Linked DNA regions of Homo sapiens: region 1 is linked to region 2. Evidence: chromatin loops called from intact Hi-C (ENCODE). Cell type or tissue: breast epithelium. All regions are shown on one strand. Links, peaks and the distances in the headings refer to the core of each region. The heading gives the core; the rest is flanking DNA.

Evidence for each region. Peaks named below come from ENCODE experiments on the same cell type or tissue, not always from the same donor. Only the 100,000 strongest peaks of a DNase experiment are listed, where the experiment ranks them.
Region 1: it touches region 2 in a loop (17-fold over the local background); 1 of 110 quality-filtered maps calls a loop at or near these places.

Annotation. Positions count from the first base shown.
Region 1 is chr11:115,644,153-115,649,527 of GRCh38, reverse strand. No RefSeq gene overlaps it. Among named protein-coding and RNA genes, the nearest start is that of LINC02698, 13 kb to the left of the region's middle. RefSeq lists an enhancer at 3,354-3,994. In breast epithelium, for the core only: no CTCF peak of the experiment used is centred there; no DNase peak of the experiment used is centred there.
Region 2 is chr11:115,574,250-115,579,624 of GRCh38, reverse strand. It overlaps the pseudogene RPL12P46. Among named protein-coding and RNA genes, the nearest start is that of CADM1, 73 kb to the right of the region's middle. RefSeq lists an enhancer at 2,471-3,670. In breast epithelium, for the core only: no CTCF peak of the experiment used is centred there; no DNase peak of the experiment used is centred there; H3K27ac peaks cover 1,446 bases.

The DNA.
Region 1 (5,375 bases), core at 136-5,135, 70 kb before region 2:
TACAGGCTGGGCAGAAACAAAGCCAGGCTTCAGGATGAGATAGGCCTGGGGCCAATCTTGGCTCTTCGACTTAAAAGCTGCGTGACCTGAGGAATGACACTGAACCTCTCTGAGCCTTAGGTTCTCCATCTATAACATGAGGATGACAATCCTTCCATCACAGGGTTGTTATAAAAATGAAACAAAGAGGTATAATATGTAAAGCCTTTAGCCCAGACCTGGTATGTAAGCACTAACTTATTGATAGCTTGTATTATTATTAGCGTTAGTAGTAGTAGCATCTTTAGTGTTATTATTACTAAGATTTGCCTGGGTGTTCCTTTTGCCCCACTCATAAATTTGCTCCATATCCCGGTAGGTCCTGTGGCCTTGGAAGTCTCCCAGCACTGTGGGGAGATGCCTTATTTCTGAGCTTGGGACATTGGTGAAGGAGCCTGTGGTGCAATGTTGTCATTAGTACCTGATACAGGGTTGTCGTGAGGATCAAAGGAGCTAAACATACATGAAGAGCGTCTAGTAGTTCCTGGCACAGAGGAAGTGACAGTGTGGTGTAGAAGTGAAGATTGAAGACTCTGGAGGCAGACTCAGGTTTGAACCCCAGCATCTATCATTCCTAGCAGGATGACCCTGAGCAAGTTATTTAAGCTGCCTGTCACTCAGTTTCCTCGTCTGTGAACTGAGGAGGGAAATAATAGTGCTCATCCCATGGAGTTGTTGTGGGGATTCAACCAGATAACACAGAGTATTGGACTTGAATCCAAAATACCCAGGTTGGAGTTCTGACTCTAGCAATAAACAGCTGTGTAACAGTAGACAAATGACTTAACCTCTCTGAATCTGTTTCATTGCCTGAAAACTAGAGATACTAATGCCCATTCTGGCCACTGCACGAGGCTCACACCTGTAGTCCTAGCACTTTGGGAGGCCAAGGTGGGCAAATCAATTGAGTCCAGGAGTTCAAGACTAGCCTAGGCAACATAGTGAGATCCTATCTCTCCAAAAAAAAAAAAAAAAAAAGCTGGACATGAGGACATGCCTACAGTCCCAGCTGATAGAGAGGCTGAAGCTAGAGAACGCTTGAGCCCAGGAGGTTGAGGCTGCAGTGAATCATGATCCCACCACTGCACTCAGCCTGGGTGACAGAATGAGACCTCGTCTCAAAAAAATAAAAATTAAAATTAATAAATAAAAATAATGCCCATCTCACTTAACTTGATGGGTTAATGTGAGAATTAAAGCATTTTGTAAACTGTAACAGGTAATAAAAGTATAATAGACAAATGAAAAAGTAAAGTTGTAAAGCAGCATTATAGTTTTCTTAGAAATATTATAACGTATATGTCTTGAGGAAAAGACATATAGATAAACATACGTGCTTGTACAAACATGGAACATTTTTCAAAGACTTTTTAAACTCTTTTGTAATAATTGAATATTTAAAAACAAACAAACAAACATGTTTTCCTCCCACAACTTAAAACTAAAGCAAGGCCGGGTGTGGTGGCTCACGCCTGTAATCCCAGCACTTTGGGAGGCCAATGTGGACGGGTCACCTGAGGTCGGGAGTTTGAGACCAGCCTGGCCAACATGGTGGAACCTCATCTCTACTAAAAATACCAAACTTAGCCAGGGATGGTGGTGTATGCCTGTAATCCCAGCTACTTGGGAGGCTGAGGCGGGAGAATAGCTTGAACCCGCGAGGCGGAGGTTGCAGAGAGTTGAGATCGTGCCATTGCACTCCAGCATGGGTGACAAGAGCGAAACTCCATCTCAAAAAAAAAAAAAAAAGGCAATATCTCTCTGAACATTATGGATTATTAGTAGATTGCCTAGAACTTCAGATACTTTGGGTTTTTGCTTTGACTATGATGTCAAAATGAACGAGGCTGGGCGTGGTGGCTCACATCTGTAATCCCAGCACTTTGGGAAGCCAAGGTTGGAAGATCACTTGAACCCAGGAGTTCAAGAGCAGTCTAGGCAACATGGTGAAACTCTATTCCCACACAAAATACAAAAATTAGCTGGGTGTGCTGGCAAGCACCTGTAGCCCAGCTACTAGGGAGGCTGACGCGGGAGGATCGCTTAAGCCCAGGAGGTTGAGGCTGCTGTGAGCCACAATCACACCACTGCACTACAGCCTGACAGAGCGAGACCTTGTCTCAAAGAAAAACAAAAACAAAAACAAAAGAACCAGCACCCAGCCACATCCCCACTCTTGGCCTCAGTTTTGTTTTGTTTTGTTTTGTTTTGTTATGTTATGTTTTACACTCTCAGAGAGGGGAGTGTGGGCTGACCTCTGCAAGATGAGATCAGCCAGCCTCAGTGTTTTTCATCTGAAAAATGGGATGGCCATTCCCTTTACACCACCAGCTTTATGAGGTTAGGGGTAAGATAAGGAAGTGATACCTATTAAAAATAAAAATGAAGACAAACAAAAACAAAACCCTTTAAGCCAATGTATTGCCTCAAACTTAAAATAGGTGAGCTTCCATACCTATTTCAGGGACAGGTATTGGCCCCCACCCACAGCCCAAGGAAAAGATAAAAAACCACAGGCAGACCTCCTTTTATGGCACTTTGCTTTATTATGCTCCGCAGGTTAGATTTTTTTACAAATTGAATGTTTGTGGCAACCCAGCATTGAGCAGGTCTATCAGTGCCATTTTCCAACAGCACGTGCTGACTTCATGTCTCTGTGTTAGCATTTTTATCAATAAAATATTTTAAAATTAAGGTATACGCTCTTTTAGACATAATGCCATTGCACACCTAATCAACTATAGTGCAAACATAACTTTTATACACACTGGGAAACCAAAAAACTTGTGTGACTTGCTTTATTGCTATATTTGCTTTGCTATGGTTTGGAACCGAACCTGCACCACATCCATGGGTATGGCAGTACTGTTGGTTTTGCCCTGAGGTTCTCCATTAGGATCCATAGTGCCTTTGACCCTACACACAGCCCCAGCAAGCCTAGGCCCCTCCCCTCCCATCCAGACAACCAGGAGAAGAACCAAACCCACAGACAAGTCCAAGGATCCTGAGCCAAGGACTTCCAGAAAGAGCAAACCCTCCGAGGACTGGGACTGGGGACTGATCTAGGACTTCCCTCCTCAACCAGACACCCCTGCACAGTCAAGGCGGGGGAGCCAGGAACCCAGGCTGGGAAAGTGGCCTGGGCTCCCTCTCCCGCCTCGGTGCCTCCCTAGCTAGGGGCCACACGCTCAGAAGCCTCCTGCCCTGTCCCCGCTCCCCTTCCCTTGGGCAGCGGCTGCTTGGTATTCAGGCCACATCACCCTTGCCTGTCTCCATTTGGAAACGGCTGTGTGTGACCTCTCTGTGTGTCTCTCAGTTGCCTTTGTAGGTCGGGGGAGGGAGAGAGAGGCGTCTCCGCATTTACCTAATTAGTGGTAATTAGAAGGCAGGGCCCGGGTGCTCTCCTCGCAGCTGCTCCTAAGGACAGAAGCTGGAGGCTGGAGAGTAGCTCTAAACGGACATTGGGAACACTGTGTCCTAGGGCGCTCTGGCCGGCCACCTCCCTCGGATCCCCTCCGCACTCCCCACGCAGCGGACACGCTCGTATCTCTCCCCACAGCTGCTACTCCCAGGCGTTATTTCTGGGACTAGCCCTGAATTCTCAGTCCCCAAAACAGCAGCCCTGGGATATGTCAACCAGGCCTGGTTCCCATGGTAACCCAAGCCACGCCCCTAGGAGAGAGCCTCTCTGGGTAACGGGCAGGCTGCCTTCCCGGAGAGCGGAAGCTTTGGTTCTAGCTACCCTTGGAGTAGATCCTTGCAAAGCCGAGCAGCGGGGCCAACTCCCACCCTTTGGTTGGGTCCCGATTCCTTTTCAGCTCCCTCGAGCCCAGGCAGCAAGTCCAGAACTCCCGTAGAACCTCAGCTCTGATGGCGTCTCAGCACATCTATCCGTCTTCCGGCTCATCTCAGTAGGTGGAGTGGAATTAAGAACATGGCCTGCTCCACCCCAACATTAGGCACCAGCTGTTTTGTACTGTCCATCCTGTCGATGCTTATTAATGATTCTGATCAACCTCTATGGAGATCCATTATCTCTAAACCAGGGAATGTACTATTAATTCCCATCTGTGCCGGATTACTTACAGTTAGTGGTTGGTAGTTTTCCATGGTCTCACAACACATCTTAATCAGATGGTGAGTGGGTTTAATTAGCCGAAGTATAGGTTGTATTTTTTTTATTCATATAACTACTTAATCTAATGGAAGCCTATTATCTGTGGCTTTTTCCCATGCATAATTATTGCTGTTTTTAATTGATGGTGCATCAGGGGTTGCAGCTACAATATGGCAGCTGGAACACAAAGTCGCCTTTCCCTAGAATGAAGGTTGAGAAAATGAGTTGTCAGTGAGGCATCAGATTTCTTGTTTTCATTGAGATTTGAGCTCCCATGTGGAAGCTGCCGGCTCCTGCCAAAAGAAAGGAAATGTGGTTCTCAGCTGGGCGACCCCTGGGCTTCACTGCTGCAAAATGCCCTTCAGGAGCCCTGAGGCTGGAACCAAATCAGGAACAGCTGGGAAAGAGAGCTATTTGTCAATCCAACCAGATCATAAGCAACCCCAGGGCAGGGACCAGGTCTTTTTCTTGTTCCACTTTCTCCAATCCACAGGCCCTAGGATAGGCTCGTGTACCCTGTGTGTTCTCCATACACATGCAGCAAATTAAACACAGACCTAAGATGGTGCAGGAAACCTGGACGCTTGCAGGGAAAGTCATTTGTCTTCAATGTGAGGATGAATCTGAAGCTCTCCCTGCAGAACGTGGGATCCACTTTCAAATCTGGACAGGGGCTTTCATCCAACCTGCAGAAGATCCTGGCAGTTCCCATTTAGAAATAAGCCCCTGATCTTCAATGGGATGAATTGTCAATATTTCAGTGGCCATTTGGGATAGAGTGAGATCTCTAAGAACAAAAGTGTCCCATTTACCCAGATTTATAGAAGAGAGAAGCAGAAGGGCAGAATGATATCTGGTCAAAAGTAAGAGCCAGCAATTTTCTAATAACTTTAGAAAACTTGGGCTTCCTACAGATAAGCTATTTCTAGGGTTTGGTATGGGGAGCTGCCAGTTAGCAGAGCTCCCAGCTGACCCAGAATGGAAGGATTCCAGGGTCTTTGATCAATTTACAGAGTACCTTGGGCAGAGCAGAACAGGGAGCCCTATTCACCCCTAGAGAAGCTGAGATATTCACAGGACAGAGTATCATCCCTCCTGCTCTCTCTCAATCCCACCTCCTTCTTGCCTCCTGCTCTCTCCAGACCCTTAGCGTCAGTCAGAGGAAATCTGCATAGCTGGGTTCAAAGACTTGTTACCCCTCCTGCTTGTCTCCTCCTGT
Region 2 (5,375 bases), core at 97-5,096:
CACTGTCTGACTCATATATCTGTCTCTCCAACCGTTCAGAACACAGGCTGGGAACAGGTATGTTATATATTGGGTTCTGCAAAACCACATTTGCCTCTCCCTGAAATCATTATATTTATTGGTTGATTCATTTGTTTACACATCTTTTGCCTTACCCCCATCTGATACATACCACATGGACACACACCTCCCCTTTCTTACCATCCCCTACAGAACGTAAACTTCTTGAGAACAGAGACTCTGTCTCTTTTGCTCATACATTCTGTGCCGGGAACAGTGTTTGGTTCAAGCAGATGTCAAAAAGTAGTCACCGGATGAATAAAAGACTTCCAGATGCCTCTGCACTGCATAAGATCCCAGGACCTTTGCACAGCCCTAGGGTGGGGAGTCTCCTCAATGACTAAGATGAAATAATTATCCACTTGCTTAGAAGAATATGAACCAAGAACTGGGTTCCAGTTGATTTAAAGAAGTTTTTAGAGTATTTCTTATAAGCCTACATTGTAGATGAGATTTTTATCTATAAAATATGATTTCCCCAAGATAAGGAAACTAGGGTGCATGGAGGTTGGGTTATTTCCGGAGGATCCCAAGGTCAGCTGGCAGCAGAGCTCTGCATGGCTGTGGCTCTGCTCCATACTCTTCTCCTCCACTTGCAGAGGCAGCTTGGTCTCCTGCTGTTTCCTCATGGCAAGAGCCACTGTGTGCTGGTTTCCCCATCCTTCTCTCTCCCTGGGTCTATTCAGCCCCTGCTAGCTTTCAGTCCCATTCGGTTGTAGGCCTCAAGGACCTTTCGTCTGCAGGCTCACACTCTCCTAGACTCTGAGTAGAAGCTGACCCCAGCATAGGGCGTGTGACAGCTCCATCTATACAAGGAGGCACGGTCTGAATTTTGCTATCTTCAGTTCAGCATCTAGTGGGCTTGGGTGACCTAGGTACTCACCAAGGTTCAGATGGCCCCACTCATGATGGCCCAGACAGCATAGTGGGCTCCTGCTTTGGTTCCCTGGTAGAGTCTGGGGCTAGAGAATGGCCCTGAATCTTCATCCACATGGCCAGGGTTCCACCATCTTACATAACTCTTGCCAGCTTTCTCTGCCTCTCCCTCAAGGACTGTAGCCATCTCTGTAGCTGAGTCACTGCAGGAGGTCCTGTGACAAAGTATAGGAACCTCCCTGAAGCAAAGCCCTGCCTCCTAACTGAAGTTAAGAATCTCCATGGTCTGTAAGGTCCAGCTTTGGATGTTGAGCCTGCCCTGGCACTAGTGTGACTTTATCCCTTGGGGAGTGAGTTTATTTACTTAATTATTATTTATTTATGTATTTATTTATGTTACTAGTTGTCAAATGGTCCTTTATCGAAATATTTTCCTTTGTACTTTTTACCTAGCTGGGCACTCCTCTGCGCCGCCATCGATGTTGTCTTTGATGTCATTAGGGTGGCAGCCGTCAACACTGCAGCCCACAGACTGGACAGTCCCCAGGGTATCTTTAATGGTTCCAGAGAATTATCTGGCTAAAGATTGGTGGTGCATCTGTCAAGCAATGTTGACAATCTCATCAAAAGCAATATTTCCAGGGCAGTACACAGCTGTCCCCACCATTTCCCTAAAAGAAATCCTTTAGGCCCACCCAGTCCACCTACCAGCCTCACTCCTAGCTTCCCCTCCTGCCCGTGGTCCCCTGCACCACAGTCTCAGCCTGGCCCTCCATGAAGCCATTCCCCGAGCGAGGCCTCAGTCTGTTGCCTGAGCAGCTGGAGGACAGCCCCTCCCTCAGAGGTGGGCTCCTCTCTCAGGGGATGGCTGGCCATCCTCCAAAAAGGCCCCTCTTTTCTGAGCATTCCAGTCATCTGCCTCAACTTCTCTCTCCTCCCCCAGGCCCTTCCTGTAAATTTCACATTTGAAACAAATATTGATTTTCTTACTTATGCCCCTTGCCAGGGTTGTAAGACACACACACATACACACACACACACACACACACACACACACACACAGCCACCGAAAACAAAAAGCATGGACCTGCTACCACTTCTGGAAATGAATGAGGCGAAAACAAGGAAAGCACAAAGAAAAAAGATGTGGCTTCTGGGCAAAATGCAGCCATTGCTATTATTTTCAGAGTTTCTCCCTGACCCTGGCCCTGAGTTAAGAGCTTAGGTAGTGTGGTGAGTGTTAACTGGGAGTGAGAAACCCAAGAGGGCTGTTTTCTTCATTAAAAAAAAAAAATAATAAAAGGGCTCTAACTTTTCCATCTTGTTACCTGAAATGAGAGCAAAGACCAGGATCTGCTCAGATTCTGTGGCTGCAGGACTCCCAGCCTCATCTCCTTCCCCAATCACTCTCCCTAACTCCCTTTTCCCTTGGCTAATAAGCAATCCTGAGAAGGTTTGCACACTTTGCTTATTGTATTTGGCTCAGAAATACATTCTCTTTTTCACCCCCAACCTCAGGCAAATGCTTTCTGATATCCATTTGTATGCCTGAACACATGTGATTGGGCTTAATGTCATTTTCTGAGGAACTGCGGGAAGGTCACTGGGCACAGTGAGAACTTGGCTCCTCTGGGGGATCAGATGCCCAAGGCCTGGTCAGCTCCTGTCTCAGACTCAGACATCTTCCCCCAGCCACCATGACAGGCCTCTGGGACACCTAACTAGTTCCATGTCTTCATTATGCTCCCCTCCAGGGGTGAATCCTGAATCTACCAAAGACCATGCTCACATTCCAGAGAGTTTGCATTATAGCAAGGCAATTTATTGAGACTTTAATGGAGCAGAATAACTGACTCAGAAATTACCTGTGTCTTGTTTTTCTCTGCAGTAGGCTCAACACAAAGGCACGAAAGGTATTTCCTTTCCTCCTCCCCACCCCTCCTTCTATCTCTCTTCCAGGTTTTTGTGTCCTTGAGGTCTAAGTTTCTTTATTCGGTTAATAACATTTACCTCTGTTTCATAGAACAAAGGAGAAGTTGCCAGATGCCATTATTTTTGCTAAACTCGGGAACGACCAAGCGATTAAATGCGGTTTGACATATAGGGGAGAAACCTGGTGGGTGTGTAGTGTGGGGTTTGAAATGAAAAGGGCTGGCTGAGGAGGAGGGCCTACCTCTGACCCTGAAGAGGATAGCCAGATACTCAGGAAGGGAAAGGAGGAGAAGGAAGAGGCCTGTGGTTTCCATCGAGGCAGATACCTGAACCCCAGGGAATGCAGATCTTCTGAGGAGGGAGGATCAGGTGGCTCTGGAGGGCTCCATGGGTGTCCGTGAGGATTGAGCACCCAGGCCATGGTCTTGGGAGTCTCCATGGTATCAGTTCACCTGTGTGGACCTGGATGAGGAGCACAGCCAAGAGCATCATAGACAGGACCAAACAGAGGACACCTCACTTCCACCTTCTGAGACCTGAGAAGCCCAAGTTTTGTTGTTGCTGTTTTTTGTTTGTTTGTTTTTTATGTGAGAATATTCTGAAAACATGCAGACATTGGCAACCTCGGGGGTGTCAGACCAGTTATAATTCTTTTTTTGGCTAATCTTTTCTGTATTATTCCAGTTTTAGTGGATATGCTGCTGAAGCGAGCACTCAGACCAGCTACAATTTGATTTAGACAGAGAAATGTTCTGGACATGTTTTTATCACTTGCTCACCATTTCATTGATGGGAGGTGGGCTGCTTGCCTTCAGAGAACTTGGCGGCAAGGGATGCCCGCTGCGGGGCAGAGGTAAAATGGACTTTCCACAGCTCCTCCAGGCTCCCAGACGCTGTGTACAATGTCTGTAGCCAGCAGGATGACCAGACATTTAACTGGATCCCTTATTAGTCTGATGGCCTTATCCAATTATTGGACCTCTCCCCACTTATCTCCCAACTCTCTGTGTTCCCATGCTTCCTCTGCTTTGCTGTTCTTTGATCTTTGGCTCACATTTCTGTCTGTGACCCTATTACCTACCAATCAGGGCTTGGTGTTTTCCTATTAGTCCTGGGCTTCATTCTACTTGCCTTTGGGATCAAGGATATGCTTTTGGTACTTTCTATATTAAATGTTGGCTGCTATTGTTTTCAGCCTTTTGGAGCAAAACCTCATGTTGAAACAAACAGCTCCGTTCAATTGCTCCTCCTCTTTTGAGCTCCAACATCCAACTGCTCTTCCCTTTGCCACACTCTTCTCAGTCCCACTGAAGCCATTTGCTGACCTCAGTCACTCTCGCAGATTCCTACAGAACTTCCACCGCTAGCACTTGTCTTCCTCCCACCCAAATCTCTGTCATCATCCCAAATGGCTTCAGTTTCCAAGCAGGTGCCTCATCTAATAACTTGAACTCGCAGTTTCTTGATTTCCTTCGCGACCGACAAATTTCACCTTCATTTCATTTAAGTGACCCACTTCCATGGCAACACCCTGGATCTTGTCATCACCTAGAACTGTTTCATTAGCAAACCCTTAAGTTTAAAAAGCCTGATCCCTAAAGCCAATTTCTCATTTTTCTACCTGTGGCTCCTTTAGAACCATGCATCTCCCTTTTCCAGACCTCTAGTCTTCCAAACTCTTCCCATCTTCTCTCCACCACCCCTCTGGTCCTTCCTTGACCTCCAGATTCAGCCACACAGTTACTTTTCTGATAACAGTGGCAAACACATAGCATGACTTTTGCTGGGCCCTATGGAAAGCCCTTTATATATATTAACTGTCTTCATCTTTTTCATCAGTTTGCAGATAAAGAAACTAAGGTTGGGTAATTTGCCCAAGGCTCCCAGCCAGGGCCAGCTGCATAATCTGTGGACCAAGTGGGAAATGAAAATTCAGGACCCCTTGTTCAAAGAGCAGGGAGGGAAAAGTACTCTTTAATATACTCGCCTATAAAGTTTTTTCTTTCTTTTTTCTCTTTTTTAAATTTTTAAAGAATTTTTTGTAGAGATGGGGTCTCATTGTATTGCCAGGCTGATCCAAACTTCTGACTCAAGCAATCCTCCTGCCTCAGCCTCCCAAAGTGCAAGGATTACAGGTGTGAGCCACCACACCTGTAAAGCTTATTTATTTATTTATTTATTTGTTTATTTTTTTCCTGAATTTTAAGTTCTGAGGTACATGTGCAGGATGTGCAGGTTTGTTACATAGGTGTACCATGGTGGTTTGCTGCACAGATCAACTCATCACCTAGGTATCAAACCCAGTATCCATTAGCTGTTTATCCTGATGCTCTCTCTCCCCTATTCCCCCCATAGGCCCCAGGGTGTGTTGTTCCCCCTGATATGTTCATGTGTTCTCACCATTCAGCTCCCACTTATAAGTGAGAACATGCTGTGTTTGGTTTTCTGTTCCTTCATTAGTTTGTTGAGGATAATGGCTTCCAGCTCCATGCATGTTCCTGCAAAGG